Linked DNA regions of Homo sapiens: regions 1 and 2 are each linked to region 3. The links are chromatin contacts, found by Hi-C or POLR2A ChIA-PET in ENCODE. All regions are on one chromosome and are shown on one strand. The core of a region is the stretch at or near the end of the contact, and the rest is flanking DNA. Distances in the headings are between cores, read along the strand shown. Region 1 has its middle 39 kb from the start of TMEM250. Region 2 overlaps GPSM1 (G protein signaling modulator 1). Region 3 overlaps QSOX2 (quiescin sulfhydryl oxidase 2).

Evidence for each region. A loop is a pair of places that touch in the nucleus more often than their neighbours do. ChIA-PET counts read pairs that join two places held with the same protein, here RNA polymerase II (POLR2A). Pooled maps may share reads with other maps.
Region 1: a map of endothelial cell of hepatic sinusoid shows a loop between it and region 3 (2.2-fold over the local background). The contact joins two enhancer-like sites. A Hi-C loop is called at or near these places in 5 of 168 maps with a recorded cell type or tissue (Caco-2, ectodermal cell, endothelial cell of hepatic sinusoid and 2 more) and 5 of 50 pooled maps. POLR2A ChIA-PET finds 5 or more read pairs at or near these places in 1 of 52 experiments (B cell).
Region 2: a loop to region 3 is called in a pooled map, with 2.2 times the contacts of the local background. The contact joins two enhancer-like sites. A Hi-C loop is called at or near these places in 1 of 50 pooled maps. POLR2A ChIA-PET finds 5 or more read pairs at or near these places in 3 of 52 experiments (A673, H1 and T-cell).

Annotation. Positions count from the first base shown.
Region 1 is chr9:136,156,663-136,159,362 of GRCh38, reverse strand. No RefSeq gene overlaps it. Among named protein-coding and RNA genes, the nearest start is that of TMEM250, 39 kb to the right of the region's middle. RefSeq lists an enhancer at 2,350-2,700. Within about 2 kb of position 1,374, at least 2 of the 41 ENCODE cell types and tissues checked have a DNase peak (open chromatin) inside an H3K27ac peak, as active enhancers do.
Region 2 is chr9:136,338,164-136,340,863 of GRCh38, reverse strand. GPSM1 (G protein signaling modulator 1) reads right to left here. Exons shown (of 14, transcript NM_001145638.3): 7 at 2,154-2,309; 8 at 1,049-1,157. Among named protein-coding and RNA genes, the nearest start is that of GPSM1, 12 kb to the right of the region's middle. RefSeq lists an enhancer at 1,378-1,427. Within about 2 kb of position 1,448, at least 4 of the 41 ENCODE cell types and tissues checked have a DNase peak (open chromatin) inside an H3K27ac peak, as active enhancers do.
Region 3 is chr9:136,224,081-136,226,863 of GRCh38, reverse strand. It overlaps QSOX2 (quiescin sulfhydryl oxidase 2), which reads left to right. Exons shown (of 12, transcript NM_181701.4): 2 at 1-90; 3 at 1,955-2,003; 4 at 2,752-2,783. Among named protein-coding and RNA genes, the nearest start is that of QSOX2, 20 kb to the left of the region's middle. RefSeq lists enhancers at 820-1,039, 1,170-1,249, 1,430-1,479. Within about 2 kb of position 1,448, at least 8 of the 41 ENCODE cell types and tissues checked have a DNase peak (open chromatin) inside an H3K27ac peak, as active enhancers do.

The DNA.
Region 1 (2,700 bases), core at 125-2,624, 67 kb after region 3:
CATGTCCCTGCCAGCCCAGGTGTGCAAATGTCCCTGAAATACACCAAGGGAGGTACATTTCATTACAGAGCTGATCGGCCTTGAATCACAGAGCCCTTGGCCATTGATGGTCTTCTGGGAGAGGCCAGTGGGTAAATGGTAGGGAAGCCATTCCATACCTTCTCTCATGCACACGTTTTGGTGATGGCTGGATTAGGACCGGCTGCTGCGGTGCATGGGGTGAGGGTGGGGGATCACCGGTGCTATGTAACAGGCAGCTTTGGGAAAGGGATCAGGAAGTTTCATGTCAATCAACCAATCAATCAATCAATTAACAAATGCATTGCCAAGCTTGACTGGAGCTTAAGGTTCAGGACATCACTTGTGCTGACCTTGATGGGTGAACTTTGGGAGGTTTATCATCTCTTTCCAGAAGGCTCCAAGACAAATGTATGCATTCAGCTTTGTCAGGGTACTTGGTTAGGGAGTGAATGCACAAACGCCCAAGGAGGCCAGTGTTCAACGGCCTCACAGGTAAGGGACGGGACAGCCCTACTTCCCGGCTGCACAAGCAGAAAGAAATGGGTTGAGTCCCTGGCTGTGCTTCTCCCACAGGGCTGCATGCACCTGCTCTGACAGATGGAGGCTTTTCCTGGAGTTATCTGGCCCAGAGCAAGGTGTGCCTGTGTCACCCTGCAGGGACACAGCAGCAGAGCAGCCAGCAGTGAGGCATGAGGCCTGGCCCTCACCCATCACAGGGTGGCCACCCAGCATCTCTGGCCCTTTCTTCCTCCAGGAAACGCCTTCCCCATGGCAGGTCACCCATGCTTTCCTCCCTGGGGCCACAGGACAATGCTGCTGGAGACACGCAGTGACCCTCAAGAAACAGACCCTGGAGGGAAAGGTCCCTGGGCCATGAGGAGATGCTGAGCAGCCACCTCCAGGCCTCTCTTCCTGGAAGCCTGGGCCCAGCACCCCTCACTTGGGGCTCCTGCTACAGGAGCCACATCCCTGGAAAACCTGGCAGCTGCCACAGGAACAAAGCAACCTCAGGGGACAGCACTCTGTACCCTTGCTCCCAAGGTCTTTTGTCCACGAGTGGCCCTGTGGCCCTGCCAGTGTCCCCGGGGCTGCCACAGGGCCCTGAAGGCTGCAGCCCACAGGGGAACTGCAGAGACTCCCGGCAGGTGGGACCCCGTGGAGCCACCTGGAGCCGCTGGGGACGTTGCTCCCAGGGAGACCTTTGGTGGCTCACGGGTTGAAGGGGCAGCATTGTACCTGCAGAAAGCTCCAGGCACTGGGAGGCACGACCTCTCCCACGTGGGACGGCTGCCTCCTGCCCTTGCCCTGGAAACCCCAACTTAGTAGGCCTGGGGAGGAGCAGAGTGTCTGGGTGTCGTGAAAGCCCCCGGCAGGGCTGGCCTCAGAGGAAGGAGCTCTGACCTGGCCTCGGCCCTCGGAGCTCATAGCTCTGTCCCCACCCTCTCCACAGTGGCTGGAGTCCTGGGCTTGTGTCCACACCTTCCACCAAAGCCAAGCCCACCCTGGGTTCAGCTCCACTTCTGACTGGAGAGACCCTCCCCTCTGGCCCCAGCTCCCCCCTCTGTAGGGTGAGGGGTTGGGATGCCCCTCTCTGGTTCTGTTGTACTGACATGAATCTCTGATTGAAACATTGCTCGGCATATCTGGTGGGGAGGAAATGATACGGTTTCCTGCAAGCCCAGCTGAGAGATGATGCGATGTTTTTCTTGGATGCTTGGTTTTTAAAAAGTCCCTGATAAGGGACAAGCTAATTGGGAATTCTTGAAGAGAGGAGGGCTGGGGGCATGGGAGGCGGCCACGCTGGGAGCCGACCCCCGTCAGCCATCAGTTGAGAAAAGACTCTCTCTAAGTAGACCAGCCAATACCAAGTGGGGGAGCCCCCAGCAGGTGCCCTGACAAAGAGGGGGCCCCCACCACGAGCAGGCCCAGGGCTCCTAAATGGGGACGGGTTGGGGGGAGAACAGGGGCTAAAAGGAAATCAAAAGCAAATTATTTTCGGGATTATAGCTCTTGAGCCCCAGCGAGATATTACCCATTTTTCATAGCAGACAAAACCATTTTCCAAGGGATCAATTTTGCCTGCGGAAGTCGCCTTCCTCCAGCCCATAATCCATCATATTTCCCCATTTGCAATTTCTTGGTGTCTGAGTGTTTTAAGTTTCCTATGAATTATTTTATAAAGCTTTCTTTCTTCCTGCTGAAATGAGGTGTTCCGGCCCTGCTGGGAGGGCCCAACAACATTGAATGGGGGACTAAGGGGCCAGCAGTGTCCCGGCAGGGACGTGGCTGGACAGCTCGGGGTGGACTTGGTCAGAGCCAGCCCTGGTGGCCCCCAGACCACCCCCAGCTCAGAGTCGGCCTCCTGGGACACAGGGAGGCGTCCAGTGGGGACGGCGGCAGAGGGTCCCAGCCCCGCCAGCCGGAAGGGACGCAGGTGGGCTTGGCCCTGGTGAGTTCGGGGGAGGCCACCAGCCACTCGGGGCCCCGGGGGGAGGTGGGCTCAGGGGAAAGTTTTTGAGGAGATTTATTCTGATGCTCTGCTGAGGGGGACTCATCCTTCAAGAGGCAGCGTGTGTAAAAATTCCCCGGCCTGTTGATTGGTCTGTCACGGTGATTTGTGGCTCTTCCCCCGAGGTAATGGGAGCCACTGGGCTGGTGAAAGGCAGCCGGACAGATTGC
Region 2 (2,700 bases), core at 199-2,698, 110 kb before region 3:
CGAGTGGGGTGGCGGAGCGGGCAGGTGTGGCTGGGGGCCCTGCTGTGGGCTCCAAGGGGACCTTAATGGCCCCCAGTACACCCGTCCCTGACCTTCTGAGTGACCTGAACTGGTCACTGACCCCTGGGCCTCTGAGGGAACCAGGACTCACTGTGGACCCGGAGGTGGAGTCTGGGGGTCTGTCCCTGGGTGAGGTGGCCCCACAGGTCCTCAACAGCCCCTAGTTCACCCCAGAGATGCTTGGGGTCCCAGGCGGTTGGGCCTGTGCCCTCCGGTGCGCGAGGGGCCCGGCCCCGCCCGGCTGCACCTCTCTCAGCCCCTGCCTTGTGCGCCGAGGCTCTGTGGGGGACCCTCCCGGGAACATCCACATCACTCAGGAACTAACTGTTTGCTTAAGTCAAGCAGAAGAGAGGTGGCATGGGGTTGGGGGGAGGGCCACATGGAGCCCTGGAAGGCCCTGGAGGCTGTAGCCTGCACTCAGAGGGACACGGGGGCTGCCTGCTGGCTGCCAGTGAAGCTCTTCAGACGAGGGCTCTGCTGACCTTCCCATGCCCGCCCCTCTCCACCCTCACCTGGGCACCTGCAGGCCTCCCCACCCGGCCACCTCCTACATGGGTCTATGGTGGTCAGTAGGGGCTGGCACCGTCTTTAGCATGAACAGGCTCGGGGTGTGCAGAGGGAGGTGGCGTGGGAGTGGGTGATGTAAGGACAGGCCGGGAGCCGGGAGGCCCACAGTTCATCTGTGATGTTCCGCCCTGACCACAGTAGGAGGGCGCTGATGGGCGGAGCCCACAGAGACCCTGTGCAAACTCTCCAAGGAGGAGGAGACGCAGCTGCCCAGGAAGGCACCAGCTGGGGGCTGCAGGAAAAACCCCCGGGCATGGTAGACATGTCATCACCAGGCCTCGGAAGGACCAGGCAGCTGCAATGGCCCTGAAAGGATGAGGGGGGCCCAGGCACGCACACGCTCGCTCGGGGCAGAGGGGACCCGGCCCGTCTGGAGTGGGCTGGGCAGTGCCCGGGACTTCTGGGGGCAGGCCTGGCTCACCTCCTGGGAGATCTGCAGGTGCTTCTTGGCGAAGGTCAGGGCCTGCGCTGGGCGCCCCATGGACACGTAGGCATTTCCCAGGCTCCAGCACGCCCGGCCCTCGCCCACTCTGCCAGAGAGGGAGACCAGATTCATACCCGCCCTCTCCAGGCCAGCCCCCAGCCCCAGCCCCTCCCCTGGTGGTCACGGCCCCAGCATGACCCTGGCTTCGAGGGTCATCAGGGGCCCCCAGGCCCAAGGGGCATTGGCCGGATGACAGGATAATGCCCCCAGCTGGACCTCCCACAAATTCTGCCACCTTCAAGCATAAGCCCCAATCAGCTCTGCCTTTTTTCTTCCCATTAAAAGGATTAGCGCAGAGTCCAAGCAACCTGGCCTGTGGCCGGCTCTGCCTTTGCGGGCAGTTTCTGGGCCCTTGGCCTCGCTCGCCCCCTGGCGGCCGGCAAGCCTCCTCCCTTGCACTCCCTCCACCCTTACGGGCACCCTCCAAGTCACTGGGTGAGGGGGTTGTTTTTATATTGGAGGGAAATGCGTCTAACAGGAATTTGATCATTTTCACGTGGACGATCCACTGGCATTTTGTACATTCATGCTGTGCAACCGGCACCTCTGTCTATTCCAGAACATTCTCCTCACCACGCCACAAAGGAAAACCTTGGGCCACTTTTAAGCCTCCAGGCAGGGCAGCCTTTCAAAAGACCTCTCCTCTCTGCTGCCTGTGAAAGGCCACAGGCCTGTGGCTCTGAGCCCCTTGTTCCGGCCACCACCCACCCCAGACCTGCACACAAGACAGTACTTAGGGGCCTGTGGTTTGCCAGCCTGTCTCTCTCCAGAGAGTGATATTTACATACATACATGGGTGGTGGGGGCAACAGGGTGGCGAATTGAGGGATGGGAGGGGGACCCCACCCGCTTGTGCCAGGGGTCAGTGGCCGGCCCAATGTCCACACTGTCTGGCTCAGTCCCCACAGTGGCGTTGCCACTCCTGGGTCACAGCATGGTCAGTGGCAGAGCAGGGGATGGGACCCAGGCCACCTCGCCTGGGCCGCGGTAATTCAGCCTGTGGGCCGGGCCGGGTCTGCCCGCCGCGTCCGCGCCCACGCACCTGTCGGCCAGCTCCTGGGCAATGAGCAGGTGCCGCAGGTGGTACTCGGCCGCGCGCTCGTAGTCCTGCAGCAGCGTGTAGGTGTTGCCCAGACTGTAGCAGGCCTGCGCCTCCACTGCCTGGTCCCTGAGCTGCCGAGACAGTTGCAGCGTCTTCCTGTGCAGAGTGGCAGGGTCAGCCCCCAGGAGGAGGGCTCCAGGGTGAGGGGTGGAAGGTAAGAATGGGGACGCAGTCTGCCCGATGGTCCCCTGCCCCGGAATCCCACTGGGGCCTCTCTGGGGTCCAGCTTCATCCCCACCCTCACATGGCCACAGAGCGGGACTGTTGGCCCCAGGGGGACGGGGGGTCCTGCCAGGCTCTGGCAAGTTGCCTGACCACCCTGAGCCGCCACCACTCCTCCCCGGAGGACCTGAGACTGCTGTGCCCACTGCTCAGGCTGAGATGGGGTTAAGTTTAGGGCTGGGCACAGGACCCCGTGCTGACAGCCGGGCTCCACCCGGCAGGCGCTGCTCTGTGGCTCAGGCCAGGAGGCAGATGGCCCAGACCT
Region 3 (2,783 bases), core at 199-2,698:
GCCATTCGCGTCGCAGCTCTGGACTGCATGGAAGAGAAGAACCAGGCCGTGTGCCATGACTACGACATCCACTTCTACCCCACCTTCCGGGTGAGTATCACGCGGCTGCTTGTCCGTTGAAATTCACCTTCTACCCCACCTTCCAGGTGAGCATCACGCGGCTGCTTGTCTGTTGAAATTCGCCACATCATAGTGCCTGTGTTTTCGGCTTCTCTGGCTCTCTCCTTGGAACTTCGTAGGAATTGTAGGAGCTGATGTTTGGTGGGGGCAGCTCTTGTTCCACCCTGTTGTGCTGTGGAAGTGTCTGTGGGACTGTCCACGCTCACACAGACCCGGTCACATGGAGGGGATGCGTGAAAAGACCCCCTGCAGCCTGCACGGCCAGGGGGCGCAAGGAGACCAGGACTGCGAGGGCTGGCACCCCAGCCTGAAGCCACGCGTGTGGTCCGTGTACCATGGGGCTCTCACACATGCACACTCATGCACACACACACGCACACACAGGCACAGGGCCTCTGCCTTCCCCAGCCAAAGTCAGCCCTGCAGACAAGGCTGTGCCCATTGCTCCCACTAGGGGGCGGAGGTACCTGTGACCCTGTTGCAGGCCCGTGCATAGCATGTGTGTACCTGCGGGTGCCACTGCCTCCTGCGTGCCTTGACATGGACATCTCCAGAAACGTGGGCGCCTTGGGCCCACTTCCTGGGAAGCTTTGTCAATTTGAGTAAAACTCCGTCCTTGTCAGCCCTGGTGCCTTGCTGTGTGGTGTGGTGTCATGTCATGGTGGCTTCGCTTGTATTTTGGGGGCTGTTGTTTTCACTGTGCTGGCAGCACCTGTGGTCCTGCCCTAACAGGTGCCACGCTGGGCGGCACCGGTGTCAGCCCTGCCCCAGGGCCTCTCGGGGCCTGTGTCGCACACTTGCTTGCCTGCCTCTGCGTGTGATTACGTCAGCATGGCTTCCTGTTGTATTTTGATTTTGCTTCAGACACAGTTCACACTGTGCTGTATGTAAACTTTCGGGCCCTCTTTCTGTTACTTAATGGGACATTGCCCAGATCCACTACGATGCTCATTGGATGGGATTGTCCAGTGACGTCACTCTGAGAACCAGAGCCCCCCGTTGCCAGGTGTGTGGGCTCTTCCAGGCTTTGGTGGCTTTGAACGGCGCTGCTGTGCGCCTTCCCGGGCAAGGGGAGAGCTGAGGCTGGGAGAGAAGCCACTGGGCCGCGAACCGGGTCTGTGCACAACAGACCTGCAGGGCCAGCAGTGTCAGGCAGTTTTGTGCTCGCCCAGGGACCAGTGCAGCAGGAAGCACTGGCGGCTTCGTTTGCATTTCCCTGGCGGCTGCAGTGCCAGCACATCTGGCTTTGTGGGCCGTGGGTGTCATGGGTGAAGTGTCTTCCTGTCATCTGCACGTTTCCCTCTTAGCTGGCCAGTGCTTTTCTTACCGACCTCATCTCCGCCATCATGTAACCTTGTCTCGTCGCTGTCTCTAACGTACCCTTTGATGAAGAAAGTTTTTAATGTTAACATAAGAACCTAATCATCCACTCAGAGATACTGCGTGGTGTCTCCTCCTCCTGCACATCCTCCGTGTTGTCACAGCTAACGCTACAGCTAACCATTAAGACATAGGCTCACTACCAAGTCCCAGAGAGCGGTGTCTTTTATGATTCCAGCCCAGTTGAACTGTCTTGCTTCTAGCCCTGTTGGGTCAGAAAATGTAAATGATGGGAATGCTGATTGGAGCTAACCTTAGCCCCCTCGTAAATCTGACAGGAAACATTAATATGCACAAAGACAAGGAGAAGCGTGTGGTTTGTCATTAATTTATGAAAACTTTCCGAAGGAAATTGAGTAAAGCTCCCTCTAAGGTGACGGGCGTTTTGTTGCTTAAACACATGCAGATGCCCATGGAAGGCTGCCTCTTACTTGTTCTGTGTTTTTCCTCTTAGTATTTTAAAGCATTTACAAAGGAGTTTACAACTGGAGAAAATTTTAAAGGTAAGGACATAAGCATTGTATTTTAGTCCCTGAGATTCCCCTCATAAACCTGCTAAAGACACACGGTCCCAGAGCCTGGGGAGCTCCCAGCCTGGGTCAGCACCTTTCCCTCTGCTGACCTTCCTGCCTGCTTTCCCTTAAGAGTTCAGATATTAATAGTTTCAAAGAGAAATTTTAATTTTGTGCTTTGCCTTGCTTGGCAAATATTGTAGTAAAAACTTTTTCAGAGTAAATTTTTTATTGTAAAAATATTTGGAGATGTGCACAGATCACATGTACCCACCCGATGAATTTTTACAAATGATCCCACCCAGCCGAGCATCGCCCAGAGTGTGATCAGACCCCGCAGGCCACACCCTGGGGGGCTCTGCCTGTGAGGGACCCGGTGGAGCTGCCTGGCCTGCTCCTCGCCGCGCCCTGGGGGGGCTCTGCCTGTGAGTGACCCAGTGGAGCCGCCTGGCCTGCTCCTCGCAGTGCCGTGTCTTGCCATCTGCCTCTGTTGCCTGTCCCTGTGGCCCACCCATGCTTGTGTCATTGCTGTGTGGTCTCCAGTTGTGTGAATCCAGCGCTGTCTGTACCACGCCTGTGGGTGGCATTGGGCACACCCATTGGGATTGCACATGTTGCTGCCACCTGCACCCTGCTGTCTTTGGGCCCCAGGCTGGGACGGGGCTGCTGTCCCTGGGTGTATGCCTGCCCCACGAGGACAGCCGCACACACAGCTCTGACCCTGGTGTGCTTCCGGCAGGACCTGACCGAGAGCTGCGAACAGTCAGACAG